Linked DNA regions of Homo sapiens: regions 2, 3, 4, 5, 6 and 7 are each linked to region 1. Evidence: chromatin loops called from intact Hi-C (ENCODE). Cell type or tissue: mammary epithelial cell. All regions are shown on one strand. Links, peaks and the distances in the headings refer to the core of each region. The heading gives the core; the rest is flanking DNA.

Region 1 (4,618 bases), core at 337-4,336:
GTTCACTTGATATAGTAACTGGTATTTTTAAAACACCCATCATAGATACAACAATTAGAGATGTGCTTTTGTTAACAAAGCCACTACCCACTTCTAGCGTACCCTTGGGTACTAAATAATTACCCACTTTGTGTGGTTATCTAGCTCACTAATTACCCACAGAAATTGGGGTCAGGTGTTAACTGCTTGAAATAAGTATCCTCCAAAGACATCGCTGAGTTGTATAGAGAAAATGATGTGTTCATAGCAAAACTTTCATAAGCTATATATTTGTATATCTTTGTAAGCAGAGTGAATACAAGCAAGAGCAAATTAGCTTATTATGTGAAAATCATGCTGAACTATTGTTGCAAATATAGAGAGGTTTAAAAGAGTCTCGGGAAATCTCGTCCTCTATTTACCCTTCGTTTTGAAGATGGGTGCAATGACATGATTCCCATAATCTGGCCTTCATATAGAAGTACACTAAGACAATTGATGATTCTGGTTAGGAATGATTCATTTTGGTGTACAGGGAGGCACCCAGTGAGTCAAAGACTTTTTTTTTTAACAGCTCCACCCTTCATGATTATTCTAGCGTGTTTCTTTTTTCTCCATCAGTCTAGTGAAAACACCCCGTTAGCCAAATCTGAAAAAGATTCTAACCTAGTCACCAACTCCTGGCAACCACCTCTTTCTCCTTCCCAATAACGACAAAAAGAAAAAAAAAGTATTACAAAAATCCAACACTCTCATTTTGCCTTTAGCTGTTATGCGCTCCTCGCCTTTCCTCTCTACTTCTCTCCTCTCCCTTCTTCCTCTGTCTGTATCTTCTTCTTATTTGTGCATTTTCTCCTTTTCCTTGGCATCTAGGTATGCTTCTGCAGGTCTCACAGTCAGAGACAAAGCACAATTATGTCTGAGTTGAGCACAAAGAAACTATCTTTTAAAAATATTGACTTGGAGGAAACCTGCATCCTCAGATACCTTTCTCCCTTTCCTTGCTATTTACAGAATCTGACATTATATTTAATACCACGCTGCCGGTTGTCTGCATGATTCTAGGCAGGAAAATTGGGTTAGAACGGTAACATACCCACTGTGTACATAGATAGGTAGAGACCCTAATTTTCGGCAGATCCATGCCTTAAAGGATCACAGCAGAGCAGAGCTTTAAAAATGAGTGCCAACAGAAATGAGAGGAGATGCTCCCCCAATCAACTTAGGATGTCTTCCTTTTTTCTTGTGCCTCTTTTTTTTTGTCATCTGAAATATTACTTGTCATTATTGGGGAACTTGAGGCTGATCGATGAAGTGTATATGTGTCTGTCAGACATTTGAAGAGGAAAAACATGCTTCAGGAATAAGGAAAATGCCTGCAGTGAAAGCAAAGGGTCAGGATGAGCTTCAGTGACTGATGAGTTCATTTCAAAATCCAAGGGCACATAGATGGTAAATTAATACATATGGCAAATACAGTCAACGAGCAAACCCCAGCCACTGGAAGGAAAGGGAATTTTAGCTCTGTAGTCATCACATGCCTGAACAGAGAGTCTACATATCTTAAATGTAGATCCGAATCATTGCTCTTTTATCCCGCTAAATGCTGATTGCAAAGAAATATTTGGGCATTGTTGACTTTCCGTCCATAAAGAAAGGCCACCAAGATTCACAAAATCCATCACCTGCACTCATACATGCATGTGTGCTTGAAATTCCCCTAGGATGTGAAACAGTTAGGCAGAGAACTGCACTGTGGTCTCCCTTCCTCACTTCTTTCCCTCCCTGTTTTTCCTTTTCGAAAATGTGATACCTGATCTCTAGGTCTTGCGGGCTGAGAAATTTTTTGTATTTGTATAATGCAGTGTCTGGCCTTCCCCCTGACCTGCTGATGTATTTTTGGCCTCATTAGTAGTCAGGGAGATGCCTTAGTGCATCCAGCACTGCAAGTCAGGGATGAGACACACTACAACAGGAGAGGGAGCAAGCGCGAGAGGATATTAGAAGAGAGGCTTGTCTCCAAGATATGGAAGGAAGTGAGAAATGACAGGGCTGCAAGCTTTGTATGTAGGAGCCCGGCAGGGCGGGGGAGCGGCGAGGAGAGCCAAGTGGATTCTCAGAAAAGGGGGGAAGCCATCGAAGAGCTAAAGGTGATTAGAGGGGGATATTGATTTCTTATTCTGCCAGAGATTTAAGCAGGCATGCGAGGAATCTGCACCATGGTTGGCAAAAAGAGACCCGTTGCCTCCTGTAACCAGACACTCAGGCTTTCCAGGAGCCCAGGGAGCAAGCCGAGAAGAAAGGGGGCAGTGTGGTCTAGGAAAATTCAACTTGTCGCTGATTTGTGCCTGATGCCTGCTGTCCGTCAGCAGCCTCCCTTACAATCTTTTTTTCTCTCTCTCCTTTTTTTTTCCTTGCCTTCTCCTTCTTCACTGAAGCCTAGGGGAGCCAGTAAAGATTAAATGTGCTTCTCAAAGGCAGCCACTTCATGCTGCTATGTCGAAAGGGCCATTATTATTATTATATTTTAATGGTAAAAGAGAAAAGGAGAGAGGTTGAGCGAGCGAGAGAGAAGCTAGGTGTGATGATGACAGACTAGCTTTTCTGAGAGGAAAAGGAAAAGGGAAGGGAGAGAAAAAGGAGAGCCTCTGAGCTCAACGGAGGATTGTGCCTGAGAAGAACCCACAGAGGTGAGAAAAAAGTTGTCTTGAAGGTGGGGGTGGGGGGGCTGCTAAACAGACACTGTACAGAGGGAGAAGAGACATAATTTAGCTGTGTTGCTAGTATGATTCCATTTTTAAAGGAGGGGAGGGGGAGAGTCTAGAGCTCTAACTGTTTTTAGTTGCATATGGAAATATCTAAAAAAATATTTAGCATTTTTACTAAGTGCGTTGAGGCCTCTCCAGTGTCCTCCTGGCTGTGGCTGCTTTGTCATTCTCTTTGACTAGCCAGCCATCTACCTTGCTCAGGCCTGGAATAAAAGAAGAACAAGAAGAAGAAAGAAATGAAATGAAAAACAGAAAGAAAAAGGAGAAGAAACATTTGTAAAAGGGTCATCTTCCCATCTGCCTCCCCTCCTTTTCCTTTCATTTTTGGTGGCGGCACAGGAAAGCCCCACTTCCAGTCTGATGAGGAAAGCGACAATCTATCAGGTACAGAACCAGGGGCTGTCTGCGAAGATGGAGGGGAATTATGCTTCGGATTCCTCTGAAATATTGGCCAAAGGCTTCAAAGAATCCGCAGCGGGAGGTGCGGGGGGAATGTCTCTCCCCAGCCCGCACCCAGCCCTTCCCACTTCGTGTCTACCAAATGACAGCCTGGTGCTCGCTCTTGGTGATTTGGCCTTGACTTCAGCCAAGCAGCTGATGCAGACGAAGCCTCCGTTTGCAGGACTGGCAAAGTGCACGCTAAAGAAAGAAGGAAGAAATTTTTCAAAAAGCAGCTCTGGGGAGGTTTCATACTCCCCCCCCCCCCCCGCCTTTTTTTAATTTTTAAGTGAATATTTTCCAAATTTGATCAGTTCCAGCCCCTCCCTCCACTCCCACCCAACTGCCCTTTTTTCTCTCGTCAAAGCATAAGCTACAGAGTTACAGTCTCGAGATTTGGTGTATCGCTTCCTGCCCCCGCCTCCCCTCCCCGCCCCCGTTCTCCGTCCTCTATTGAAACACCTCGCCCAGCCTAGCGCACTGAGAGCTCTCATTTTCCCCCCTTGCTCGGGATGGTGCCACAGGAGGCTGTGCGGGCCCCGCTCCGCTTCGAATGGGTGAGTTCAGAACGCTATTCGTCTTTACACTTCTATAGCCTCCGAATCCTACTTCTTGGTCTTCTCCTTTGAAAACCCGATTTCTATGATTTTTGCATGCGGCATACTTGCCCTGGGGGAAAGAGATGCCTCCTATTTTCTCTTCAGTCATTTGTGCTAGTCGTAAATTAAAGCTTTGAAAAGACACTAAATCCTTATTGTAGACTATGGTTTTAAAAACTTGGGCATTTCTGAGTCTGTGCATATTATTTTCCGTTTTAGTGAACTATTTTGCCCAAATCTTGAAAGAGTTTTCTCTGATGTACTCGTGATCGTATGTGTATGTGCGTGATTGTATATGCGCCCCCAGATACTGCGTATGTGTGTATATATGTATTAGGCTTAAACGGAATCTCAATTTTGTGAAGGAAAGGAGCTTAGAGAAGAAATACCATACCACCTGTTTGTTGCATCTTAGTTATGAACCTCGAACAGAAATTGCCTGTCATTCTTGTTTTGCTTTGCTTTGTCTCAAGAAAGAAAACATTGTTGCGCTCCTCTCAGTCCCTGAGACCCTAACTTGTGATGTTTACCGTTTAAATCCACGGGTTAGGCTCTTGGGAGCTGCGAGTCGTGCTTTTGCATCCTGGAAATTTGGTGGAATTTTATTCTTTAAAGCAAAAACAAAAGAAAAGAAAGTTTGTCTGAGGTGATTGAGTATACCTCTGAGGTTTTCATTGTTAGATGGGATCAGGTGACCAGAGAGTGGCAGCTCCTGGATTTCTGTTAAAGTAGGTATATATTTTGCTTTAATAGCGTGTTGGCTGCTATGTGTATGTATGCATGTTATTGATGCCTGAGGCTTGTGGAACTCATCTGCCTGGTCTATTCCTTGAG
Region 2 (4,618 bases), core at 213-4,212, 400 kb before region 1:
TCGGACCCTCTCCCTTGACAGTCAGGATCCAGCCCTTTCAAAGTGACCATGATCCAGCAAGGTGCTGTTCACTAGACTAAGGTGGGACTTCTCCACATTTTCACCTGGACCTGGACCTCTTACTTTCTGAAACTTTGGCTTTTTTTTTTTTTTTTTTTTGAAACAGAGTCTCACTCTATACCCAGGCTGGAGTGCAGTGGTATGATCTTGGCTCACTGCGACCTCTGCCTCCTGGGTTCAAGTGATTCTCCTGCCTCAGCCTCCCGAATAGCTGGGACTACAGGCATGAGCCACCGCAGCCAGCTAATTTTTGTATGTTTAGTAGAGATGGGGTTTCACCATGCTGGCCAGGCTGGTCTCAAACTCCTGGCCTCAAATGATCCACCCCCCATCGCCTCCCAAAGTGCTGGGATTACAGGTGTGAGCCACTGTGCCTGGCCTTGGCATTTGTTTCTATTCACAACTACACACCAAGTGACTGCTCTTCTTGTGTTTTAGGTCTTCTCCGTTTATGTCCTGTGCCTGACCTGTCTGTTTACCCACTCACTGACCTTACTTTAGCCTCTCAGATTAGATTGGACTGACACCCCAGTGACTCTGAGTACCAAGAACAGGAAGAAACCTAATTTTGATTTCTTTTTGCTTTCCTTATGTGCTATTGCTAGTTGTGCCAGCGTATTCCTTCTAAATAGTGCTTTCATTCAAGAGCCTTTAATGACTCCTCATTCCCATAACCAACATTTTACACTCTTGATCCTGCCTTCTGATCCCAGTCTGCATTCTAGCTCTATATCTCTCTGCTGTGCAGCATGTGCCAACCATGATGGATTACTCCCTTGTTCCAACACATTCGTGCTTCTGTGTAAGTTACTTGATGCCTCAAATATGCTTCATTTCTTCTTTCCCTTTTAAAATTATCCTATCTTCCTGGCTCCTTTATTTCTTCCCCCTTGAGATGGTGCCTTGCTCAGTCACCCAGGCTGGAGCGCAGTGGCTTGATCATAGCTTACTGCAGCCTCAAACTCCTGAGCTCAAGCAATCCTCCTGCCTCAGCCTCCCAAGTAGCTGGGACTACAGGTGCTCGTCCCCACACTGGGCTAATTTTTAATTTTTTTGTAGAGATGGGGGTCTTGCTATGTTGTTCAGACTGATCTAGAACTGGCCTCAAGCAATCCTCTTGCCTCAACCTCCCTAGTGGCTGGGATTACAGTGCCTGGCTAACTCCTACTCCTTCAAGACCCAGACAATGCCTCTCACTGTTGGGGCAGGATCTCTAATTGCCTTTTGCACAGGCTGAAGGGATGACCTCCATTCTTAAGCCAGTTGTGTAATTTGCACATAGCTCCTTGCTATACTTTATGGCAATGATTTCTCTATGTATTCTCCACTAGTCTATATGCATTCTGAGGTCAGAAAGCATGCCTCTTTTATCTGTTATCCTGACTATCCAGGACAATGACTGGCATTATAATAGATGTCTTATTATTGTTTTTTGAATAAATAAATGGATTGTTTTTAACTCCACTTGCTGTATGTTTTGAAAACAAAATTAATTCTACAGTGGTAAGGAGAGATAATACTGAAAGTGTCACTAAGATGGCAATTTTTGACATGAAACCCTTCCAAAGAAAAAGGATTTTAAAAAGTTAGGCAGGTATTGTGGTGCACACCTATCGTCCCAGCTATTGAGGAGGCTGAGGTGGGAGGATCACTTGAGCCCAGGAGGTCAAGGCTGCAGTGAGTTTTGATTGTGCCACTACACTCCAGCCTTGGTGACAGAGCAAGACCCTGACAAACACACACAGACACACACACACACACACACACACACACACACACACACGAAAGAAAAGAAAAGAAAAAAGAAAAGAAAATTGTACCAGTAGAAAAGTGAAGAAGGTCATTTAAATAGAGGACCCTCTACTGCTCAACTTAAAATAGAGCAGGCCATTTAGAGACTAGGGGAAAGTCTGGTGTGTATTAATGAAAGAGGACATTGTAGGAAATGACAGGTAGTCATACCCAGATCCTAAAGAACTCTGTCTGTGGTACTAAGAACTTTAGACTTTATTCTGTGATCAATAGAGGGACTACTAACCACATACGTTTTCTAAGTGGTGGAGTGACATGGTCGGATTCAATTGGTGAGTAACTCTGGGCTTATGTTTTTGCTCTCTCTCTCTTTTTTTTTTTTTTTTTTTTTTTTTTTTTTTTTTTTAAGATATTGTGCATAGGTGTTCTGGGAAGTGGTTCCAAGAAGAGCTTATCATCCTGTACGCTAGCCTCCGGGAGGACAGGGTTGCCTGAGACAGTGTGGGCAGTGGTTGCCTCCTGGCTCAGCCACTGGAGGTCACTGTTGCACCATAGATATGTTCACAAAGCACCGTGATGCCGTTTCCAAGTTGGCTTCTGCCAGGGGTGAATTCATCATCCCCTGGGCAGCTTGGAAGTTCCCTAGTGCAGACATCTCTCTGTCTCCAAGGATTGGCCTGGTCACACAATGTGGTTGAGGGAGAGCTTAGTCTGAGGCAAGAGGGAGAGAGGCTGGAAAGCCTGGTGCAAAGAGGGCTGAGGCAGTCTTCAAATACGGGAAATTTCATGTGGTCTGGATTGCATTATCCTGCGTCTGAAATGGGAGAGGCTGGATGCCCCTTTGGGTCAAGGCGACTTTTCTCTTGCCACTTTCTGGTTTGAATCTGGTTGAGGTAGGGAAGGTTATTATTGTCTTCTGAGTCCCTAGAGATCAGAAGATACAAAACATGTTAGGCATCTCAGGCTCCCTCATAGAGGGAGATCTGGAGATTGGAAGAGGCCTTCCTAGTCCTGCTGGGCTCTGACAACAGAACTGCTACATAGAAAAGGGGAATGGAAACAGAGGCCCGCGCCTTAAACACACCCACTCACCAGTGGTCTGTACCCAGAGCAGGCTTCAACTGAGGCATCCAAGAGAACCATAGAGAAGAGCAGGAACTGATATTTCTAGTGAGAAACTCTGTGTGCCAGGTGTTTTCTATGTTTTCACACTCAGCTCTCATGATACATGTGTGCAGTGGGTATTATTTTTGCTCATTTGCTATTTGAAGAAACCGAGGTGTAGAGCTGACGCTTGAACCGTAAGTCTCCTAAAATACAAAGAGCAAAGATAGTAAAATGACTACTTGTGGGTACCTTTTTAAGAACTTACCTGAGCTTGAAAACTTGGTTTGAGTCATACAGGAGAACGGATCTCTGACCATGCAACTTAGCTAATAACTCATTTTACATTGCTTGAGAGTAACTTCTTCCTAGTAAGTCATAATCTGCTTATGACTTCACATAGGTCCAAAACACTTCTATACACATCAACTAATTTGACCCTTATAATGAGTACCTTATCCCCATTTTTGTAGATAAAGAATCCGAGATTTCAAGAATTTGATTGCCTAAGATCACATAGTTAATTAATGGTGGGATCAAACTCAGATCCTTCTTACTCCAAATGGGGCACTCTTTGCATGACCCGTAATTATACCTCTAGATAAATCTTGCATGATGAAAAGATGTTGTATCATAGCTGAATTAGAAATAAAATGCACTTGCAATTTTTGTAGTACAACATTTTATTTTTAGAGATGAGGAGATTTCAATCCATTAAGTTCCTTGCCCAAAGTTCATACAGCTCTGGGGTGAGTAACATTATCTTCCTAAGTTAAGATTCCCAGATTTAGCAAATAAAATGCAGAACTATTAGAATTTCTAGTATTACATGGGGCCTAATTATACTAAAAAAATACTCATTGTTTATCTGAAATTCAAATTTAACTGGACATCCTGTATTTTATCTGACAACTCTATCCTAAATCCAAAGAGGAAAAGCTAAGTTCACCGTTCTTCTGGACATATTTGAGTTTTGGAAATGCAAATATTTTGAGAAAAGCACTTTGAGCACCCTAAAAAAATGGGAAGACTTTCTGTGATTTTATTCTGGCTTTGCTAACAACACCTCCCTGAGCTGTGCTTGCCCGCTACACCTAATGGATTCATTTTTAAGTACATCCTGAGAAAAAAACAATTGCGAAGCAGTTTTGCAAAATGCAAAGCGCTTCAGGACAATTATAAAAGAAACCAGCCCAGTTAATCATACCAACTACTCAAGGGAAACCAGATCATGGAAAGAAATCCCCAAGGAACATGGAGTAGAATATCCTTCCTATGCACACCTTTAATCAAGATTCAAAAGGAAGACAGCTAGTTCCCTTTGGAAATGATTATGTAATGAAATCAACCCTGCTTTGTACTCCCAGACTAATTACTGGATTTATTCTTTTTACTCAATTTATTTCCATGTATTTGGACATTTTTCATTGATATTCTTCATTATTTTATTAAAACAAACAAAAATAAATAAATAATAGTATTTTGAGCTGACCAGGTACAAGAGTGCTGATTTTAGAACCAGTATTAAAAATTTAAATATTAAGGAAGTTTCATACTTAACTATATCCATAGTTAAATATAAAGGGAATTTCTTAGTCTATTATGTTGTATTATACATTACATATCCTTGTAGGTCCAGGTCTCATAAAGATAAAGCTCTGTGTACATATGATGACCTTTAGTCATTCTGAAAATAAAAAAA
Region 3 (4,618 bases), core at 322-4,321, 160 kb after region 1:
GAGGCACAAGGATCACTTGAACCCCGGAGGTGTTGGTTGCAGTGAGCTGAGATCACACCACCGCACTCCAGCCTGGGCAACAGAGCAAGATTGTCTTTAAAAAAAATTAAATTAAATTGCAACAGGGAAGAGGCTAAAATACCTAAGCTAAGAAATTAAAATAATCTCAGAAAGGAGAAGTGATTAATTGAAACTCCTTTTTTTTGCATAATAAGTAAAATATAAATAAAATGTAAGGATTAATAAAAACTGGGGAAGGTATTCCCATGTTCCAAAGGGTTAATGTTTTTTATACATACAGAGTTCTTTGTTATAAGTCATCTGAACAATAACTCAGAACAACTACAGACTAAAGTCATGAACTGACAATTTTCAGAAATATAAATAGCATTTACATATATAAGAGAAATACCAGAAAAAAACACAAAGTGATAGATTTGTGGATTAGATTGTCAAAGATGTAAATGTTGGCCAGGGTGTAAGGAGGCAGCCACTCTCGTGTGTTGTTGTCAAACTGTATGGCAGTGTATGTTGTGCAATTGTCTACAGCGAGGAATCTCTAATGATCTATCAAAATGTAAAGAGCTGGCATCCTTCGACCTAGAAATTCCATCCCTAGGAATCTTTCCTGGTGACATATTTGCACATGTGTGAAATGATTTATTATGCCGTTTATAATTGCAAAAAGTTGAAACAAATACTCCTTCGTAGGGGCTTGGTAAAATAATATATAACACATCCACTGAATTGAATATGAGGTAGTGGTCTTAAAGTGGGTCACCTCTCTGTATACACTGAAGAATGATATTCAGGATAAACTGTAGAGCAAAAACTGATAGGAAGAATAAAGTGTATGCTACCATTTGTAGAGCAAAAAAGAAATAGTGTACATATATGCTTGTTTATACATAGAGTATTCCTGGAAGGAGGCAGATAAAACTAGTAATAGTGATTGCCTCCAGTAGTATCATGGCAGCATAGTAGTATGGGAAAACCTTGAATCATGTAATAAACAAAGAGAAACCAACAAAAACGAAGCCTAAAACAAAGAAGTGAAGAAACCTGATCGAATTTAGCACCAAGTTTCAAATTTAAAAATCCACAGTGCCAGCCATTTGAAAATGGCTAGAGGAGTGTTGCTGATGTGCAATTCTGGCCCTAATTACTTTCTTGCTAACCTCTAAACCTTTCTGCTGAAAGGTTCTGCTACACAGCCAGTCAGAGAGAGAGAGGGGGGCAGACAGAAAGAGAGGGATGTGGCTTGTGATCAACATAGCCCCACAAATCCAGTCAGCATCCTGCAACTGCTTACCTGGTGCTTCTGAGTCGCTTCTAATGAGAGATAATGATGTCAAGGTGAGGAGGTCTCAGGTGCGTGTCAGGGAAGGATACCAGTGTAGACCAGCTCAATCTGGATTCATTGCACATTGAACTTTTCTCATTTCCTTCTTTGGCACATTTATAGTCATTAGTGAAGAACGGGGAAGCACTGCAAACACAAGCGTCGGCGAAACAGACTAGGTTCTCTGTGGATGTACCTGGGAACTGGGGGTTTCAATGAAGAGAAATAATGTCTATCCTCAAGAAGATGCCTTAGAGTGAATACCCCTGCATATAAAGGAGGCATGCTTGGAGGGGCAGGGGAGGGGAGGGACGACTGAGAAATCCTGTCCAAAATATGTAGAATTTGTCCAGATGTTGTCTGAAGACTGTGAGGAATGTAAAGTGAGTAAAGTTGGATGAGCTTCATTAGCATATGTGGCTCTGGAAGCATAGGAAAGCTACATGATTTATCATACAGTTAATTGAAATGTTCAACATGGAACCATTCCATCAGAAATGAACATTTGTCGAGCACCTACAATATGCCAGGCACTGTCCTAGGTCTTAGGGATGTGTCAGAGAACAAAACAACATCTTGATCTTCACACTGCCTACATTCTCCTGGCCAGAGAGGGGTGTTGGGGAGAATGGATATGGAGAAAATTGATGACACACAAGTAAATAAGCCTATGACATGCTATTAGGTAATGATCAGAGTCCATTTGCATAGTAACAAAAGAGAAAGACAAGGAGTGGTGTGAGAACAGGGGCTATTTCAGATAAGGTGGTCAGGACAGCCTCTCTGATGAGCTGACATTTGATTAGAGACTTCACTAAAGTTACAAACCAAACCATGAGGGAAATGATATTGCAAAGGCCCTGGGGCTGAAACATGATTTTCCACCACAGAGGTGAAGAAAAACTGTTTACAAAATACTGATCAAAAATTAAGACACAAAATGTATATTTCCTATGATTATGTATGCATAGGTATACATGCATATATAAGTGTTTGCAAGATATATATTTATTATATATTTATATATTTATATTATCTCTTTTTATGTATTGTTGATATATTATTTATGTTGATAATATATAACATATATATAAGTGTTTACACAATAATGATACACATTAAGACACACAATGTATATTTCCTATGATTATATACGCACTGGTGTATATATACACACACACACACACACACACACATATATATATATATATATATATATCAGGAAAGACTACTGAAAAATATAAATCCTTATAGGACTTCAATGAAAAGACAAAAAACTGAGTGTTTCTTAAGAGCAGGCAGTGTCTTCTAATTCTTTGGGTCTGATTCAGCCATGATTGGTATAGGTAGAATCTTCATATCCGATGACTAAATGGATGAATCACTGCAATTATTGTGAAAATGTTTTATTCATCATTTAAAAAAATTAAATGTCTGTTTTTAAAAATTAAGTTTGTGATGACACATTGCATACTCTTCACAGTGGTGGGGTTAACTCAGAGGGATATGACTTTAGCTCAGGGCCAGCCCAAAATACACCGGGGAAAAACACAGAAAGCTAGAATGTATGGATTATCTAATATCTGCTAGATGTTAGATGCTAGTACATCCACTATTGTGGGCAAGCCGCAGAACAGCTCAGGGAGGAAGGTATAGTTATGCCTGTTTTGCAGTTTAGGATGATGAGGCTCAGAGAGGTTCAGTTTCTAGCCCAAGAGCTGAATAGTGAATCTTCTGACCCCACGTTCAGACCTGCTGACCACAACTATGCATGGTCTACTCTGGAAGTCTTCCTTCATGCTCAACTGTGTTTGAATACCACTTCCCAGGACCCAGTACTTTCAGTGATCCTTCATTTTCCCACACCCTCCCAGAGCGGCACCTTGCTGGGAACTGTTCCCTCTGTCCTTCTCATCTATGATTTTAGTGTCAAAAAATAAGCTGACTCCAAAGCTTTGGAGCCATTTACCCTCTTACTAGTGGTGTGACTCTTGGCAGGTTACCTAACCTTTCCTAGTCTCACTTTTGTCATTTCTAAATGGAGATAACTATGTGTTAGAATTGTAGGGCAGAGTCAGTGAGATCATGCAAGACTTTGGACCAGTGTGTGATTATATGGCAGACACTCAATAAATACTGGGTGAATCTATTTGTGGCCGACTTATGTCTGGCTCCTGCTAATGGTTGGCTAACCTGATAAATAAATCCTGGATTAGTCACCAATGATACTAATAATGTAAAATATTGTGCCTCTCCAGTAACATTCACAATTTAACATAATTCAAATTCACTGCTGATGGCATGAAGACCAGTCATGGCCACCAGGGAGGACCTCATTGTCATCCCTTACCTTGCAGTTCACTGGAAGGCAGCCCATTTGTTCAAAACTCATTAGGCTGTGACTTAGGCTCAGAGTAAATCTAACGTGGAGGTTGACTGTCATAAATCAGATGAAAATCTCCTACTCAAAGGAGACCAGTCTGCATATGTAGTCCCCAAATTTAAGGTTCAGAAAAAAAAAAAAAAGAAAAAGAAACTCTTTAGAACATCCTGGAAGTGAGTCAGTCTAGTAAGCCATGTTTTCTGAAATCTAGGATTTATCTTTTCACACGACAATTTTATTTTCTTTATTATCTTGACTGAGCACAAGAGAAGGAAATAGACGTGGAACCTGAAAAGTGGGTACATCAGTTTCCCAGTGCTGCCGTAACAAAGTACTACCAATTGGATGGCTTTAAACAACAGAGATTTCTCATCTAACAGTTGTGGAGGCCCAGAAGTCTGAGATCAAGGTGCCACCAGGACCCTGCTCTCCCTGAGACCCATAGGGGTAATCCTTTCTTGCCTCTTCCTAGCTTCTGTGATGGCTGGCAATCCTTGGCTTGCAGATGCCTTATATTGTTTGGATCTGTGTCCCTGCCCAAATCTTATGTTGAATTATAATCCCCACTGTTGGAGGTGGGGCCTGGAGGGAGGTGATTGGATCATGGGGGTGGTCCCTCATGAATGGTGTAGCCCCAGCCCCTTGGTGCTGCCCCTGGTATCATGAGTCTCATGAGATCTAGTTCCAAAAAACAAAAAAAAAAAAAACAAAAAAAAATCCATGTAGCTTCTCCTCCCACCTCTCTTCCTACTCCCACCATGTTAAACACCTCTCTCCCTTTTTGCCTTCTGCCATGGTTGTAAGTTTCCTGAGGCCTCCCCAGAACCTGAGCACATGACAGCATCAGGCTTCACATACAGCCTGCAGAACTGTGAGCCAATTAAACCTCTTTT
Region 4 (4,618 bases), core at 448-4,447, 81 kb after region 1:
CAGGAGCAGAATTGTTTTATCATATGGTAATTCTATTTGTAATTTTTTGAGGAAGCTTCATACTGCTTTTGGTAGCGTTTCTGTGGAACATATAAGGCCAGGAGGAGTGGCAGCCTAGCTGGGTAGATAGGCGCCAGATCCTAGACTTTGAGTTTTATTAGGGATGTGATTAGAAGACTTTGCAAGTTTATCCCTTGGACCAGTCCTCAGTGCATATAATTGTTTGTTGAATTGATTTTAATCTAGTACAACAATGATTTATGTTTCTTTCTTCTCAGACTTTGGCTCCTCCTGTTCTTTATTTTTGTTTTCTGTTTTTGTTTTTACCACTTCGTTCCAATCTGACAATAGCGGCTTTCCTTTTATTTTATTTTTACTAGAGATACATCTCAGATATAGAAGAACATAAATAACGCTGGGCCATGAGTTTAGACAAAAACAAAACAACAGAAAGTGAACCCCTCCAAGAAAATAATGAAGCTACCTACATAGGTTAGGCTCAGTTGCGCTTCCAAATGTGTTTTAAATTAAGTCATCTCAACCGTGACTACAAGTTCAAAATATTGAAAGCAACCTTATTGGAATTGGAACAAGGCATATTTGGTTTCCTCTGAAGGATTTTTTTTAAGTGTAGTTAATAGCAGAGCTCTGAAATGTAAAAATACAGGAAAAGAAAGCCCATATGCAAATTACTCTCCTAGTAAATGGCATTAAAACTCGCCATCTTTCAGAAGTTGTGATCGCTTGGTAAAATCTCACTTATATGAAAGTGCTTAGGTAGCAACTGCATTTGTGTGAGTAAGGCCAATCAAGTGGAAGTAAGCAGAAGAATTTGGAGCAATCTAAACAAATATTCAGAGTCCATAGACTCAGATAGGTTTTGCCTTTATTTTACTCGCAATACGTACAGGCAAACGTGGTTGCCTAGTTCCCCAAGAGGACAAAATGGAAGGAATAATTTACAAGCAAGCAAAAAGAGAGTTGGCTAAAATCAGGCAAAAGGGCTAAATCTGAAAAAAAAAAAAAAAATACTACTGAATTTATAAGGAGGGGATAGTAAAAACAGGAAAGGTACACAAACCCTGAAAGAAAACACTGCCACAGCATGCAGAGTATCCTTGAATTATTTGACCGGGAAATCGACGCTTTCCCATCTCAACAGCCTCCAGTGCATCTCCACAGGAAGGCGTAGCATCCAAATTGATGCTCATAATGATTTCTTCCATCATTATGGTTATACCTTAAACAGTTGGGCCACAAAGTAGTAAAAATGAACTACTCTGGGAAATTCACATCTGCAGAGATAACTGGATCTTATGATGCCAGTTAAATGAGGTATCAGATTACAGCATCTAATCTTAGCATCATTTTGTTTGTTTGTTTGTTTGTTTGAGTCTTGCTCTATTGCCCAGGCTGGAGCGCAGTGGCCTGATTTGGGCTTACTGCAACCTCCACCTCCCAGGTTCAAGTGATTCTTGTGCCTCAGCCTCCCAAGTAGCTGGGATTACAGGCACCTGCCACCAGACCCGACTAATCTTTGTACTTTTAATAGAGACGGGGTTTCACCATGTTGGCCAGGCTGGTCTCGAACTCCTGACCTCAAGTGATCATCCTGCCTTGGCCTCCCAAAATGCTGGGATTACAGGCGTGAGTCACTGCACACGGCCCTTAGCATAATTTTATGTTTAATTATAGTAGTAACAAAACTTTATAGTTAGAGAGTTTATATAGTTTTCCTACATACTAAATATGATCTTAGGAAAGACTCAGTTTCCTTATCTGTCAAATGATGATGATAATAAAAGTACATCCTAGATCTGTTGTGAGGAGAAAATGAGATGATGCATGGAAGGCACCCAGCATTTTACATAGCCTGTGTTTCCTAAACATTAGATAGCATACAGTGCCACTGTATGATCACCACCGTCACCTCTGCCACCACCACACTGTTGTCTAATACTGTTGATCTTTATGACAACACTGTACCTGGGCTCCTATCCTCGCTCTATCATTTATGATCTGTGTGACCTTGGGAAGTCAGAACTTCCTTCTGCTTCAGTTTTCTCATCTGGAGAATAAAGACAATGCTATATAATATCTACCTTATTCAGTTGCTAGAAGAATTAAGTGAGATAATAATAAAAAACATTTAAAATAGGGAGAAGCACAGGGCAAGCATTTAAGTAACATTAGCTATGCTTATTATTATTGTTATTATTCGGTATCATTTCTAAGGAAAGTAGTTCTCAAAGTGTGGAGTGGGGACCCCTGGTGGTCCCTTTTTTAGGCAGTCCATGAGGTGAAAACAATTTTCATAGTGATACTAAAATGAGTGCCTTTTTCACTTCCATTCTCTCAAGTATGAAGTGTTTACCTGAGGCTACATGAAGTACGATATCAGTACAGATTGAATGCAGTCTTAACTCTAGCTGCCTTCTGTTAAACACTAAAGAAATTTGCAGAAATGTGAAACAATGCTCCTCTCTAATATTTTTGCAAAATATAGTTATTTTTCCATAAAAATATATTTTATGTTAGTCTACGGTGGGTTTATTGTTATTTTTAAATGAATACATATTTTTAAATGTTCAGTTTTAATGTCTAATGTGGAAAATATCAACAGATACAATGTACATAAACAAAGGTTCTTTGGGGTCCTCACTAACTTTGTGAGTATAAAGGAATCCTGAGACAGAAAAGTTTGAGAATCACTGTCTTAGTTCATTAAGCCTCAGAGTTGTTGACTCCTCAAGGTAACTTGCTTGAGATTCAAATATAGGCAGAGCCAAATTTCACCCAAAGTTTCCTGATAAGGAAACCCAGTAGTCACTATAATACGCCATACCCCAAGAGTAACAGAGCTCCCCATACGGAGGAGGGCTCTATGGTCACCTCTACCTTTTAACAGTTTGGTACTATTACAGGGCTCTGTATTGGTAGGTATACTTAACAAGACTCTACCTTTAACATGGTATTCAAGGCTAATCAATGTTTTCCAGCATCTTGAGTTTTATTCCAAGTGGCCGATCATTGTTGTACCAAATTTACATGCAGTTTTTGCCTTGTGATTAAGAAGAAGGACCTAGTGTTAATACTCTTAAGTCCTGGTTTCAAAGCCAAAACTGATTCCCATCATAGGTTTTAAAATATCAAGCAAGAATTCTCAGCCATTTGTAAGCCACTTTAAATACAGTTTTCAGGAGTTCAAGAAGTAATCCCTGAAGGAACTGGGTCAAGTTCTTCCCAGTCCTGTGTTCCTGTACCACAGATGGCTAAATTTCAGCCTTAAGAAAATACTTTGGGATACAAGAGCATACTTAAAGGAAGAAAATAAACAGAAACAGTCTTGCACAAACCTGACATATGAGGTCTCTCTTTGAATAAGCATTTGATACTTGACACTTGAGTATATGCCACTGAAACAAATTGGTTTTAAGTATGTAACATTCTGATTTAGGGTTCTCATCATTATCTTGGTAAAAAATTGACACCTGCTACATTGTCTTAAGACTTTTGTCTCAGAGGCTTCAGATTTTTACATATATATAAGCACATATATACTATGCATTTGCTTGGGTTGAATTGAAATCTCCAGTAGTAATTTGAAGAGTTTGACTTATGGGGCAATGGCACAGGTTTACATGCATTATGCAAAATTTTCTGCTAAATGCAATGGGCTTTTGGAAATTAAATTGGTTTATTTCAATCCATGCTTGTTTGACATAAATGTCACATGTATGCTAAATAACTATGTCTTTCTTCTAGTTCTGCTCCAATATTAATCCTTAAAATATTATCTCAGATAAGCTATGACTACACAATGCCAAATATCCATCTTGAAATAATAAAACTTGCTTTTATTATCCTGACATTCCCAAATCTGATATTTGACAAGATAGAGTTAAGTAACCTGATACTGTAGAAAAACAGAACTAAGCAAAGAAATGAAAATCATTTTGATCCAACCACATAGTATCACAGAACTAAATAATTTTACTCCAATATTTTGCTAAATTTAATCATTTCAACTAAATGTTATCAGATCAGTTTGTGTGTGGAGCACTGACCATTTTACTATTGAGATAATGTGAGAGGAAGATAGGGGAAACAAGCATGAAATATATGGGGCAAAGAAGATTAAACCCTCCTTTACGGAGGGGTCTGGGCAGAGCTTGCTGTCCAGCAATGAGCAGGGACTCAACGAAGGAGGCTGCCTCTGTGGTGCCTTCATTCCAGCAAGCACTGTGGATTTGGAAGAGAGGCAGCCAAGGTAGAAGATTGTATTAGGCAGGGTTCTCTTAAAGGGACAGAATTAATAGGAGAGATATATATTATATATATATAGGAGAGATATATATTATATATATATAGGAGATCTATATATTATATAGGAGATCTATATATTATATATATATAGGAGATCTATATATATGAGATATGTATATCCAGATATATATATATCTTTATTTAGTTTATTAAGTATATAATAGTTTATTAAGTATATATATAGTTAATATAAGTATATCTATACCTAATATAAGTGTATATATATACTTAATATAAGTATATATATACTTAAACTAAATATTATATATTATATATAGTATATATATTAAGT
Region 5 (4,618 bases), core at 420-4,419, 230 kb after region 1:
TTTAATTACTTTTTTCCCAACTCAAAAACTAGCAATCATTTTCCATTATCTATAAGACAAAAAAAATCCCCATTATTTATTTTTTAAAGATGGAATCTTACTGTATTTGCTCAAGCTGATCTCAAACCCCTAGATTCAAGCGATCCTCCCATCTCAGCCTCCCAAAGTGCTGGGATTACAGGTATGACCCACTGTATCAGGCCGGAAATTCCCATTCTTGATTCTGACAGTTAGAAATCTGAGCAGTCAATTGCTTTATCTCCTCTACCCTCATCACCCACCTCTAAAGCTTAGCCCTATTTATTCTCAACACAGCCCTTGGCGCCAACCAGACTGTCTTCTTCAATATCACCCACAATCACAGACTTACCCATCACTGTGCCCTTGTGGATACTGGTTTCTATTTTATTTGTCCAATTCACTGCTTTACCCTCAACTCCTAGCAGAGGACCAGGCATGTAGGAGGTACATAACAAGTATATGCTGAAAAAAAGAAAGAATGCAAAAGGGATAGACAATGGACTTAAAACCATTCCATTGCTTCCACCAGGCTGTATCTTAATTATCCCTATAAGGGCCACTTCAAGTGCAGCCTGCTCCATGAATCCTTCGGCTGTCTATCACACACTAACCTCTTGTGTCCTTTGAAGTTATGTAGACCTTACTAACCTGTTGAGGATGAATTTGACTGCTTCTTGTTTTTCTCACAGTGCCTAGCCTACAGCGAGTCTCTCAGTGGGTTCCTCTAATTTTCCATTTGAAGAAAGAAAAGGAAGTCAGTATTTAAAAGACTTGGATGCTGTATTTCCCTTTCAGTGCTGTCCAAGATGTTTTACTTAAATGATTTTCCTCTTCTTTTTCTTTTTTTTTTTTTTTTTTTGAGATGATAGAGTCTCGCTCTTTCCCCCAGGCCGGACTGCAGTGGTGCTATCTCAGCTCACTGCAAGCTCCGCCTCCCAGGTTCATGCCATTCTCCTGCCTCAGCCTCCCGAGTAGCTGGGACTACAGGCGCCCACCACCAAGCCCAGCTAATTTTTTGTATTTTTAGTAGAGACAGGGTTTCACCGTGTTAGCCAGGATGGTCTCGATCTCCTGACCTCGTGATCCGCCTGCCTCGGCCTCCCAAAGTGCTGGGATTACAGGCGTGAGCCACTGCGCCCGGCCTCCTCTTCTTTTTCTGATTTGTGTGATGTGGTCCTCATCTGCTGTCCTTTTGCTCTCTCTGCAGTTCAGTGCTGCATTCAGAGGACAGGGTTGGAACTAGATTGTCTTGGCTCACAGCCCAGATGTGGAATTTCCTAGCTCTGTGACCTTGGGCAAGTTACTTAACTTCTCTGAGTTCTCAGTTTTCTCATCATAGACTTGTTATGAAGGTTAACTAAATTAAACTGCTTTGAACATTGCCAGGTACATAAAATGCCAAATTCATATGACCTTTGATTATGCTCTAGCCACACTGGTCTTCTATTTCTTGAAACACGCCATACACCTTTCTACTCCAGAACTTTCACATATGTTATTCCTCAGTACCTGAAATCATTTCCTTGCTCATTCTTTCCCTTCAGGTCTCATGTTAAATGGCACTTTGTTAGGGATGCCTTTCTTGATTCATATGCAGTCTAGGTTAGGTCTCTTCTAATTTGTTCCTAAAGCTCCCTAAATATCAGCATGACACTAGTCACATTCACAATTTTTTGTTCAAAGATCATTTCCCAGGTTAGACAAGACACTCCAAAGGCAAGAAGGGGATGTATCTGTCTTATTCATTCTTTTTTTTTTTTTTTTTTTTTTTTTTTTGAGAAAAAGTCTCACTCTTGTCCCCCAGGCTGGAGTGTGATGGTGCGAACTCAGCTGACGGCAACCTCCACCTCCCAGGTTCAAGTGATTCTCCTGCCTCAGCCTCCTGAGTAGCTGGGATTACAGGCATGCGTGACCACACCCAGCTAATTTTTGTATTTTTAGTAGAGACGGGGTTTCACCATGTTGGCCAGGCTAGTCTCGAACTCCTGACCTCAGGAGATCCACCCACCTCGGCCTCCCAAAGTGCTGGGATTACAGATGTGAGCCACCACACCCAGCCTGTCTTATTCATTCTCGAACACAGAACACCTCACATGGAAATTACAAATACATATTTATTGGGTAAATGAATCAATGAACTATCGTGGGGAAACTGGAAAAGATTCATAGGACAGTCCCAGACTTCAGAACAAGGTTGCATCTGACAATAAAATTATGAGATGCAAAATAAAGTAGATTAGATTGGCCACCTAGAGAGTAAACAGAACATGGGTAGCTGAGGAGATGAAGAAACACCCAAGCCCAGGCTAGGTTGATTGGAATGTGCTGGCCTTTAGCATTACTGCAAAACAGGGATGCAGAAATGTCAGCGGTGTGTTATATAACAAGTATTTTTGCCACCTGTAATAAATCATCATGGCACATATCCCAAAAGCTTTCCTCTCCAAAGGGAGCCTGGGATCCAAGTTGCCTAGATAATTTTAGCGGTGCCCCCTTTTGGTACATGTCTGAAGAACAATGGTTCTCCCATGTTGTTGCTTTATTCACTTCTTATTTGGCTGAAGGGGAGGGAAACAGGGTAGGGAGTTGAGGCAAGTAGGTCAGCAACACATGCCAAAAAGGACTAGAGATTAAAACACATGTTTATGGCTGGCAAAGGGCCCCTTCCCACAATCTATCTGGAGAGTAGAAAATAGCTCACCATGAAATATTAAATAAGTGAACTTGCTACAAGCACCCACAGTACAGTTTCTAAAATATACTCACACATTTCTGAGCCTCCTAATTAATCAGAGGAAGTTGGAACCTCACGGCATTGTAGACAGCTCTAACAAGCTGGTTTTAAAGGAGTTAAAGAAATGTGTTGATTGGAGCAAGTCAGCATTCACAATAAGGACAGAATGTTCTCAAACGCATCGAGGCAGTTCTGTAGTGGAGAAGGAAGTGAACTTGGGCCTACCGGGAGATGAATGCCTTTCTCCAGAATCCCAGCCTCAAAACTTCCCTTTTTGAACTGTCTTCACAGCCTCTTATTGGGATACCAATACCTGCATTTTAGTTTGTGTTCCTCAGACTGCCAGGTGGAACGAGTACAAAGGAGTAGCAAGTGGCAGAGGAAGCCTGCAGGGAGAAAGGAGTGGGGTCCCCTGACGGCCTGCAGAGCCACAAACAGAGGAAAAAAAGTCATCCTTCTCATTTCTGCAGAAAGTGAAAGAGGGGCAAAAGATCCGCAAATTAGTTCATTATGAACGCCTTTGTGAATAACCTCCACGTTTGCTCTCGAGTAGATTTCATAATTCTTTCAATAGCTTTGAGAATAAAATGGGTAAAAAGTTAACTTCCTTTTGGTCCTCTTATCAAGAGTAAATAAAGTTCAACTTTGCATTTTCTCAGTTTAGCCAGCCCCCCTTCCTGGGACCCAGTGATCAAGTATGTGATTGAGAGAATTCAATAAACATGAGGAAATGGGACCTGTTTGGGAACAAAGATCCCAACGGGCTCTTCTCCAAAGAGAACCTGACTCTTCCCTGACACCATTCACAAGCCTCGGCTGGAGAGGCTTTCTTACCTTTGCAGGCAGGTGCTGAGCCACCAGGCGGGCCTGGCCTGACCCTAGAACTGCAGTGTGCTTCCCTTTTAAATAAACTAAGCTGAGCAGGAAGACAAGAAGAAAGATAATGTCCGTGATGAATGGGCAGTCAGGCTAGCTGGCTTTCCAAACTCGGTTCCTCCAGCATCCCTCTAGGTGACCTTGTCTAAATTATCTCCTGTTTCGAGGCCTTGGCTTCGCATTCTGTACAATGCAGATGACAATTTCACCCTTACCTTGTTTGCTGGTTCAGCATCAAACTGCCATCCGACCTCATGGTTGCATGGAGGGCATCTGACCTTCATGTAATATCAGACAGAATAACCAATATTTCCAGTCAATGCTTATGTTAAAAAAGAAATAAGCATTTCATCCAAATAACCTGAAAAAAAAGACAAAATCGGTATTTCCAACAAAAGTATTAAAAAATCTTTTAAATTTTATAAGCTGTGCATCTGTTACCTACCGAAAAATAACTATTTTGAAAATCGAGTCAACAATTTCAGAGCTTTTCCACTAATTCTTAATGTATTATTTTACATCAAGACTTAACACCATGGGTTGATTTTGATTAGATGAATGCTTTGTAATTTATCAGTGTTCTCTACTTTACCATCAATCACCTTCCCTAAAACAGCACAACTCAGGGGCTTCAACTGCCCCAGGTGGTGGGATGCTCCTTCCACTCTCTTTCAGCAGGGGGTCTTTACCGGGAGTGATCTCAGAATATATGAAACACCCTTTAGGGACTTGTTTAAAAACCTTGGCTGGGCGCGCTGGCTCACGCCTGTAATCCCAGCACTTTGGGAGGCCGAGGCGGGCGGATCACGAGGCCAAGAGATCGAGACCATCCTGGCTAACACAGTGAAACCCCGTCTCTACTAAAAATAAAAAATAAAATAAAAAGATAAAAAATTAGCCCGGCATGGTGGTGGGCGCCTGTAGTCCCAGCTACTTGGGAGGCTGAGGCAGGAGAATGGCGTGAATCTAGGAGGCGGAGCTTGCAGT
Region 6 (4,618 bases), core at 243-4,242, 56 kb after region 1:
TGGATATATATCCAAAGGAAGTGAAATCAGTAAGTCAAAGAGATAGCTACACTCACATGTTTATTGCAGCATTATTCACTGTAGCCAGGCTATGGCATCAACTTAAGTATCCATTAATGGATGAATGGATAAAGAAAATGCGGTACATATACACAACGGAATACTATTCAACCTTTAAAAATAAGGAAATTCGGTCATTTGTAACAATGTGAATGAACCTGGAGAGCATAATGCTAAGTGAAATAATCCAGCCACAGAAAGACAAACACCACATGTGCTCATTTATATATGGAACCTAGAAGAGTTGAAATCATAGATGCAGAGAATAGAAATGATGGTAACCAGGGACTGGGGTGGGAGGTGTTAAAAAAGTCTTGCTCTGTATCTATAATTTGGACTTTTTTTTGTTTGTATTAATGACTCTTAAACATATAAAATCCCCCACTGTATTTTTGGTCTGTCTCTCCAGTTCCCCGATACTGTTTTATTCCTTAATTCTTTCCTCATCTTTAAAAAGAACTCTTTGTGTTTACTTTTCTTTACCTCTTAGAAAACGTCACCAAAGGTTGTTATGAATCACAGCAGTCTGGCTTGAGAAATGGTCAACATAAAAGTTCCAAATATAATTTATCCCTGGATGATGTTGTCTGTGAATTATTCATACAATCTGATTAGGAACTTGAGAGCATTTGTAGTCAAATAACAACTTTTCTCCAAATGACGCACAGCACGTCTGAGACAGAGCACAGTGATCTCAATTGCCAGATGAGAAACCGAGGCCCAGGAATGCAGAGGGCTGAACCAACGTTGAACGAGAACTGTGGAATAAAAAGTCAAAATGTTTCTACCAGGGCTTAAGACTAAGTAGTAAATCCCCACCTACTCCCTCTCCTCCTCCTATTTCCTGTAGGATAAATTATTTTTAAGAGAAACACGCAGGTGAAAGGAAAACACGCTCTTTGAGGACATGTGGCTAAACCAGATGCTAACAGCATTCAAGCTCAGATACAGCAATAACAGCAGAAACCAAATGTGAACTAAAGCCAGTACCTAATCTGCTGTTCTTAACCTGGCATCCAAGGCCTTTCATGAGCCAGCCCCGGCCTGGTTTGCCAGCCTTGGCTTGCCCACCGAATTCCCAACTGGAAACTGAAACCCCAAGTGACATTCACACTAAACTCTCTCCAAACTCCCAGCATCTCCACCCTTCTTCTCTTCCTGTCTTACTTATCCTTCCATCTTTGACCTGAGCATCAATGCCACTAGGAGTGCTTCCCAGCCTTCTTCCACCCCTCCTTGGGGTTAGAGTCCCCTCCCCTGTGTTCCCAGAGTACACTGTGCATATTCCTGTCTTAGTTTCTCATAGTGTGTTAACATTACCTGCTCCCTTGTGGCCCTTTCCCACCACACTGGGAGCTCCTTTAGAGGAAAGGCTGTAGCTTGAGTGCTTGGCGCACATTAGTTCTTCAATAAATGCATGCTAAGAGAATCAGTATTGTCCAGGTCTCCAAAGAAAAATAACTCTTTGGCCAGGTGTGGTGGTTCACACCTGTAATCCCAGCATTTTGGGAGGCCGAGGTGGGTGGATTGTCTGAGGTCGGGAGTTCGAGACCAACCAGGCCAACATAGTGAAACCCTGTCTTTACTAAAAATACAAAAAATTAGTGGGGCGTGGTGGTGGCCATCTGTAATCCCAGCTACTCGGGAGGTTGAGGCAGGAGAATCACTTGAACCCGGGAGATAGAGGTTGCAGTGAGCCAAGATCACGCCATTGCACTCCAGTCAGGGCAACAAGAGTGAAACTCCATCTCAAAAAAAAAAAAAAAAAAAAGAAAAGAAAAGAAAAAAAATAGAAAAAGAAAAAGAACTCTTTGCTTGATTTCTTTTTCTTTTACCAACAGGTAATGAGCTTTCCCCTTGCATGTAGTAAGGCTATGATCTAGCAGACTTGTTCTATGGAATCAGTATGGCTTACCTAAGTAAAAAAAAAAGAATAATAGATTGTTTGACTTGAAAGGACGTTCAGAAGTCATTTATTTTTCACCCCCATCAGCCCCAATGTGAATTTCCTAGAAATTTGTAAAGATTTTAGTAATTAAAGGCCACAAAAGGTAGCAGTCAGCATTAGAAACAAGGACATGTTAACCTTAAACGGGCTCAGATGGCATGTTCAGATAAGTTTGGTTTTCAAGAATCAAGAATGAAGCTTCCAACTTGTCACCCCTTCCTGTTGAGACATGTGAGTACATAGAAAGTCATGTAATTCATAAGCCTATGATTCATTTACTCTCCATTCATCAAACTGCTGAGTGTCATGAATGCGTTTGACGCCTGTTTAAGCTTCCTTTTCTTGACAAGGAAGTTTGTTTTTGGGAGATAACTCATGTACTAAAATCTAGGGACTTACAGGGAAATTCCAAAGCAGACAAGTCAGAGAGGCATGTAAGCTGGCCCCAAAACCTTTTTCCAGTATTGGTTAATAATCTAGGAGCCTTGAGGGGAGTAATAGTCTATAGATGACATGAGCCACTAGTTAATGGACTGAATTACCCAAGAGATCAATGAGCGACACCAGAACTTTGAAGGTTTCCCCAATTCTCTATACAGTCTTGGTTGGCTTCAGATTTATGGCATGAGACTAAAATGTGTAAAAATGACCCAAGGATTTTAGAAAGAAAAACACTCAAGTAAAATAGTGGTCACTTTGAAAAGTAGTAAGAATGGACCAATTCAAATCATAAACTGCATTATTGCCTATGCGAAAATCCCATACTATACCTTTTATTTCCTCTTCTAATTTTTGAATTGTAAAATACACATAACATAAAATTTATTACCTTAACCATTTTTAAATGTACAATTCAGTTGTTCTAAATACATTCATAATGTGCAAACATCACCACCATTCATCTCTATAACTCTTTTTGATGCCAATCTTTTTTTTAAAAAAAAAAAAAAGGAGTTTTTTTTTTGTGATTTTTTTTTGGTGTGTGTGTGATTTTTTTTAATTTTTTTTTTGAAACTGAGTCTCACTCTGTCGCCCAGGCTGGAGTGCAGTGGCGCAATCTCAGCTCACTGCAATCTCTGCTTCCCAGGTTCAAGCCATTCTCGTGCCTCAGCCTCCCGAGTAGCTGGGATTATAGGCTAGCCCCACCACACCCAGCTAATTTTTGTATTTTTAGTAGAGACGGAGTTTCAAATCTTTTAATGTTCTGAAATGACCCTGTACAAGGAAGGGTTGAGGTCTTTCTTTTTGTTTCTCTCTATGATAGAGTTCAAGATTAAGAATGCTAAAGTCAAATCTTCAAATGAGAGCATCAGTCAGAAGTCGATGTGAGATTACTAGCTATGACTGAAAAAAAACAAATCAAAACAAAAACAACCAAATATCATCATCTAGGAAAAGGCTGTTACTTTAAAATAACTGTGATGTCCAGAACTGAGGTCTGACTCAGGCTTGACGAAATCAGGAGCGGCAGCAGTCAGACTGATGCTGAAGAGACATCTTAGTTTGCTTGAGATGCTGTCAAAAAATGCCTGAGAGAAGGTAATTAACAGAAATTTGTTTCTCACAGTTCTGCAGACTAGGAAGTCCAAGATCAGGCACCACAGGTTTGCTGTCTGGTGAGGTCCTGCTGCCTTGAACGCTGCATCCTTTGTAGAGGACAAACACCGTTTCTTCACAAGGCAGAAGGGATAGAAAGGAAAAAAGAGCCTAGCTAATTTCCTCTAGCCTTTTCATAAAGTTGTTAATCCCATTCATGAAGACAGAGCTCTCATGACCTAATTACCTCCTGAAGGTCCCACTTCTTAATAATATCACCTTAGGGCTTAAGTTCCAACATAAGAATTTTGGAGGGGACACAAACATTCAACCATAGCAGGAGAGAAAGCACTGTAGTTCATAATAGGCTGAACCCAAGGAAAATCAGTAGATTGAGATGAGTTCGAATTACAACTTGGGATCTCTAGAAACCTAAGAACCCTTCTAATTCTTGAATTACTGCATTCCTGCTTCATGGTGCTCCAACATCTGCTTGAACACTTCTGTATATACAAAACCCTTTGCTTCCTCAGCTTACCCATTATACGGATGGCTCTGAGTGTTCGAAGGTTTCTCCTTGTATTGGAGCAATATTTATCTCTGTTTCTTCCAGCCATGCTTCCTTTTAAAGATATGCACAGTAAGTGAAATCCTTTTATCCCACATAACTTAGTGAGTTTGGGGACCCATCTGTGGAGATTTCCGTGATTGATGATTCTCTCTAGGTGAAAGCTTCCTGGATCTTTCTACTTCTCCTCATAAAATATAGCTTCTAATACCTCCACTTTCTTGATTGTTTTCCTCTGAAAATCCTTCTATTTGTCACTTCATCCTTTAAATGTGTTAATTAAACGAACGTACAGGCCTCTTCATGCTCAGATCTTGAAAAATTCATGGTGGAGTCACATTATTTTTTAAATGAACATGGACAAATTTTCTTCTGTTTCCCGAGCTCTCTCCCTCGTAGCCAACGAATGTGATTTTTCTGTGCTTATTACATCTAAGTGGCATGTTTGTCAGCATTTGTTTACTAGAAAATTCCATTCTCATTATTTTCGAATTCCTATGGGCTGT
Region 7 (4,618 bases), core at 261-4,260, 270 kb after region 1:
TGAAGCCAGTGTGGAGCAATTACAGGCCAGAAAATTAAAAGGAGAAAAGACTGTTCTGCACGCAGTTCAACAATTGCATAGAGCAACCAAGGTGTCCTAAGTCATCATATTGTGCATGCACGCAAAATAATGGCCAGCATGTTGAATGAGATGATACATGCCAGGCTCTGTGCTTGGCATTTTCCATGCATTGTCTCACTTAAATCTCATAACCCTGAGATAGATACACTCATTATCACCATTTCACAGAAAAGAAAAAAAAGCTTAAAGAGATTTTAGAACTTACCTGAGGTTATATAGCTAGGAAGTAGCATGAACCCAGCCTATCAAAGCTCAAGTTTAACCACTCTACTACCTATCTATTATACGTCTTCCAGCCTTTTGAAAGGATAATTAACACACTGCTTTTCAATATTTTTGTTTTAATCTATAAAGTGTTCCACACTGTCTTTGTGAAGTAGAAAATCAGCAGGTACTGTGAATTAAGTAATAGACTGGAAAACTAGGTTCTGATCATAATTTGGGCACTAAATAGTGGGCAAGCCATTCAAAATCTCTGTCCTGCGAATCCTCTGCTTTAAAATAAAGTTATTGTGTTTTACATCTAAAACCCATTTCATGGGTTTAGATGTAAACCCATGAAATTGACTATTTGACTAAGAGTTGGTTTCATGGATGAAAAGTTGCAATTTCTTTTTTCTTTTCTTTTTTTTTTTTTTTTTTTGGCTTAGACGGAGTCTCGTTTTATTGCCCAGGCTGACTGCAGTGGCGAGATCTCAGCTCACTGCAAGCTCCGCCTCCTGGGTTCACACCATTCTTCTGCCTCAGCTTCCGGAGTAGCTGGGACTACAGATGCTCTGCTGATTTTTTTTTTTTTTTTTTTTAAGACGAAGTCTTGCTCTGTTGCCCAGGCTGGAGTGCAGTGGCGCGATCTCGGCTCACTGCAAGCTCCGTCTCCCGGGTTTACGCCATTCTCCTGCCTCAGCCTCCCGAGTAGCTGGGACTACAGGCACCCGCCACCATGCCCCTATTTTTTTTTTTGTATTTTTAGTAGAGACGGGGTTTCACCGTGGTCTCGATCTCCTGACCTCGTGATCCACCCGCCTTGGCCTCCCAAAGTGCTGTGATTACAGGCGTGAGCCACCATGCCCCGCCTAATTTTTTCTATTTTTAGTGGAGACGGGGTTTCACTGTGTTAGCCAGGATGGTCTGATCTCCTGACCTCATGATCCGCCCGCCTCGGCCTCCCAAAGGCATTTTCTTAACCATCACAAAATGTGTAGAGGACAGTTCCTTGGTATTTACCTGACTTAGTAACATGGAGCATTTTCTCATTGAAAGCTCCAAGGCCTGGCACTTTCTCTTCTTCTTGGCACCTTTGCTTCTGGGATTTCACTTTCTACTGCAATATCTTCTCTCCTAGATCTTTATTATCTCTACCCAAATTCACTTTGTAACCAACATACAATTAAAGGTGAAAATGTCATAATAAAATCCATCTGCTTTATCTATCCAAGGCTGGAGACTTTCTTCAAAACCAAGGACGTTGTTAAATTGCTGACTACCCTAACTAAGGGTACTAGTCCTTGGTATGCCTGAGAAACAATAGCATAGTACTATTACTGGTGACCAAATCATTTGAGATTAAGAAGAAAATAAACTCATTTCCAGAGTTGGTCATGGGAGGAGAGGGGAGAGAGGAGAGAGGAGACCCTTTTAATAATCAATTATTAACTCGTTCTGCCCATGAAAATATTTTTCAGACTTGCTTCCAACCCTTAAGAATGGAGGAAAAGAATACAAAATGACATCAGCCCAGTCATTATTTTCATTCTCTCCAATACCAGTAGGTAGATTTTTGGCTGATAAATCATAGTTTTCAAATTCCTCCGATGGAAAATTCTTTGACTATAATGATTGAATACCCATTAATGTTGACAAAGTTGGACTGCCTGGCCTTGTTCTTAGGTTAAAACTGATGAGCAGACCCACTCCTTACCTTGATGATGTAAAAAAGACTAACACAATCCTAGTACAAAACAATTTTATGACTCTGGCCAGTGACTACTTGGAAAGAAAAAGACATCAAACTTTCCCCCCAAATTTTGATAATACCAAATGTCCTCCCCAAAAGGTGTTGAATAGGAGAAAGAGAAAATAGAGATGCCAGTGATACTGTACAAAATCAAATCTGAATTTCGACTATTGCAACCTAATAGGGGTTTAGTCACTTAAGAAAAAAAAAAACCTATTATTGGACACTTACATGTGCCAGGTGATATGAAGATAAAGAATACCATTCTTCCCTGAAGGAGTTGACAGTGTACTTACTGAAGGAGATGGTGAAGTAATCAGAGAATTCTAAGTTAGATTTGAGTGCTTTCCCCACCACGACCCATCACACCCACAGCAGAGTTGGTCTAATTCTAGCTTTAGGAATCAGTTCACACCAGCTCCTTGAACAGTTGGATCCATAACCAAAAACCACAAGATGAGGGGTGAAATGTTCAGCCATCTCTGTAACAATGACTCAAGCAGTCAGAAGCCCACAGAAGGCTGGAGCTGTATTGGAGATGCTGCTGCCAAAGCTTCATGCTGACTCCATCTGTGTCATCAGCATTAACATCACACCTCCTCAACATCTTGGGGCAGAGCTCACTTCTGACATTTTCACACTAGCAGCCAGTCAGATTCTGAAACTGATGTTTATGCTGCTGACATGTCATCTTCTTTTAGCCCTCTTGCATCAGTCTGTCTGCTGTGCCTTTTCCACAGCGCAGCTCAGCTCAGTGTGGATCACAGGCAGTCAAAAAAAAAACAAGACAGGAAGTAACCCTAACGTCATGGAGTCCCTCCACAGGAGATGAGTAATTTGTGGGGAAATATTAATGTTCTGAGTGTCCTCATCCCATCCTCTCCTGTTTTCATATTTCTGGTCCCACTGGCCCAAGCATCTTATTCCTCCACGTTCTTTGCCCTGATGCAGAGAAGCTGGCTTTGTTGTTCTTCTTAAGGACACTTCAGCCTTTTGCTTTCAATCAGCCAGCTCTTCATTCAAGAGATCACCCTTTTGCTTCCTTGTGTCCATCACAATTTTCTTCTCAAGATAATCACCTCAGGTCCATAAGAGGCTGCTCCAGACACTTTGCAATGAATATGCTAATGTTGTCCTGTTTTTTAATTCTGTGATTTTTGAAAAATCTCCAGAAGTTAGTATTATTCCAATTTAAGTTACATTTACCACATATTTACTACTTTCCTGATGTTTTTCCTTTTTTTTTTTTTTTGAGACGAAGTCTCGCTGTGTTGCCAGGCTAGAGTGCAGTGGTGTGATGGCTTACTGCAACCTCCGCCTCCCAGGTTCAAGCCATTCTCCTGCCTCAGCCTCCTGAGTAGCTGGGACTACAGGTGCGTGCCACCACACCCAGCTAATTTTTGTATTTTTGGTAGAGATGGGGTTTCACCATGTTGGTCAGGATGGTCTCAATCTCTTGACCTTGTGATCCGCCTGCCTCGACCTCTCCAGTGCTGTGATTATAGGCATGAGCCACCGCGCCTGGCCCCTGAATTTTTTCTTGTACCTTAGAACATCTATCTGCAATTTTCCTTCTGCATGAAGAACACGTGTTAGAATTTCCTTTGAAGAAAATGTGCTGATGACAAACTCAGCTTTTGTTTATTTAAAAATAACTTTATTTACTTTTATCTTGAATTATTTACTTTTATCTTGAAATATGCTTTCCCTGAGTGTGGAATTCTTGGTTGGCAGTTACTACATCAAACTGAGAATAATCCACTATCTTCTGGCTTCTGTTGTTGCTACTGAGAAGTCAACTTCAGACTAACTTTTATTCTTTTAAAGATAATATATCTTTTTGCTGTGGCTGCTTTTAAGATTTTTCTCTTTGTCTCTGGTGTTGTACAGTTTTCCTATGATGCGTCTAGGTATAGATATCTTTTTATTTATCTGGTTGGGGACAAATTCTAAAAGAGCTATAACACTAGTTATGGCATTTTTATTTCCAGGGGTTCTCTATTTGGCTCTTTCATCAAATTTGTGATATCATTTTTATAGTATCCTATTACTTGAAGTCATTTTCAAACTTGTCTTCTATTTCTCTGAGCATATTTAACATGTCTATTTTATAGGCTTTCTCTGATATTCCAATATCTGAAATAACTGCAAGACTTTTTCTTTTTGTTTTTTGTTTGCTTTTATTGGTTCTTATGCATGTCAATTTGTTTTCTTATAGGCTTGGTTATCTTTGGCAGTGTGATGACTTTTTTTTTTTTTTTTTGAGATGGAGTTTCACTCTTCTTGCCCAGGCTGGAGTACAATGGCATGATCTCGACTCACTGCAACCTCCACCTCCCAGATTCAAACGATTCTCCTGCCTCAGCCTCCCGAGTAGCTAGGATTATAAGCATGCACCACTATGCTTGGCTAAATTTTTTCTTATTATTATTATCTAGTAGAGACGGGGTTTCACCATGTTAGTTAGGCTGATTTTGAACTCCTGACCTCAGGTGATCCACCCGCCTCAGTCTCCCAAAGTGCTGGGATTACAGGCGTGCACCACCACGCCCAGCCTGTGATGACCTTTCTACTCCGGGAAAA

The links. Peaks named below come from ENCODE experiments on the same cell type or tissue, not always from the same donor. Only the 100,000 strongest peaks of a DNase experiment are listed, where the experiment ranks them.
Region 2: a loop joins it to region 1, with 11 times the contacts of the local background. A loop is called at or near these places in 46 of 110 quality-filtered maps.
Region 3: it touches region 1 in a loop (5-fold over the local background); 7 of 110 quality-filtered maps call a loop at or near these places.
Region 4: a loop joins it to region 1, with 10 times the contacts of the local background. A loop is called at or near these places in 37 of 110 quality-filtered maps.
Region 5: it touches region 1 in a loop (9-fold over the local background); 4 of 110 quality-filtered maps call a loop at or near these places.
Region 6: it touches region 1 in a loop (2.9-fold over the local background); 12 of 110 quality-filtered maps call a loop at or near these places.
Region 7: it touches region 1 in a loop (4-fold over the local background); 5 of 110 quality-filtered maps call a loop at or near these places.

The regions. Positions count from the first base shown.
Region 1 is chr11:122,099,498-122,104,115 of GRCh38, reverse strand. The region is part of intron 4 of MIR100HG (mir-100-let-7a-2-mir-125b-1 cluster host gene); the gene reads left to right. It overlaps MIR125B1 (microRNA 125b-1), which reads left to right and starts at 4,272; the gene lies at 4,272-4,359. In mammary epithelial cell, for the core only: a CTCF peak has its summit at 2,275; DNase peaks (open chromatin) are centred at 515, 1,965, 2,285 and 3,645; H3K4me3 peaks cover 2,327 bases; H3K27ac peaks cover 3,485 bases.
Region 2 is chr11:122,503,669-122,508,286 of GRCh38, reverse strand. No RefSeq gene overlaps it. Among named protein-coding and RNA genes, the nearest start is that of TRK-TTT2-1, 54 kb to the left of the region's middle. RefSeq lists a silencer at 2,396-2,455. In mammary epithelial cell, for the core only: a CTCF peak has its summit at 2,340 (motif pointing right); a DNase peak (open chromatin) is centred at 2,426.
Region 3 is chr11:121,935,403-121,940,020 of GRCh38, reverse strand. No RefSeq gene overlaps it. Among named protein-coding and RNA genes, the nearest start is that of MIR125B1, 160 kb to the left of the region's middle. In mammary epithelial cell, for the core only: no CTCF peak of the experiment used is centred there; a DNase peak (open chromatin) is centred at 2,760; H3K27ac peaks cover 1,645 bases.
Region 4 is chr11:122,018,776-122,023,393 of GRCh38, reverse strand. No RefSeq gene overlaps it. Among named protein-coding and RNA genes, the nearest start is that of MIR125B1, 79 kb to the left of the region's middle. In mammary epithelial cell, for the core only: a CTCF peak has its summit at 2,282 (motif pointing left); no DNase peak of the experiment used is centred there.
Region 5 is chr11:121,868,696-121,873,313 of GRCh38, reverse strand. It overlaps LOC107984402 (a long non-coding RNA gene), which reads right to left and starts at 3,992. Exons shown (of 3, transcript XR_007062925.1): 1 at 3,847-3,992. In mammary epithelial cell, for the core only: a CTCF peak has its summit at 2,509 (motif pointing left); no DNase peak of the experiment used is centred there.
Region 6 is chr11:122,043,115-122,047,732 of GRCh38, reverse strand. It overlaps a transcript of MIR100HG not described here. Among named protein-coding and RNA genes, the nearest start is that of MIR125B1, 54 kb to the left of the region's middle. In mammary epithelial cell, for the core only: no CTCF peak of the experiment used is centred there; a DNase peak (open chromatin) is centred at 2,292; H3K27ac peaks cover 845 bases.
Region 7 is chr11:121,827,482-121,832,099 of GRCh38, reverse strand. No RefSeq gene overlaps it. Among named protein-coding and RNA genes, the nearest start is that of MIR125B1, 270 kb to the left of the region's middle. In mammary epithelial cell, for the core only: no CTCF peak of the experiment used is centred there; a DNase peak (open chromatin) is centred at 2,679; H3K27ac peaks cover 983 bases.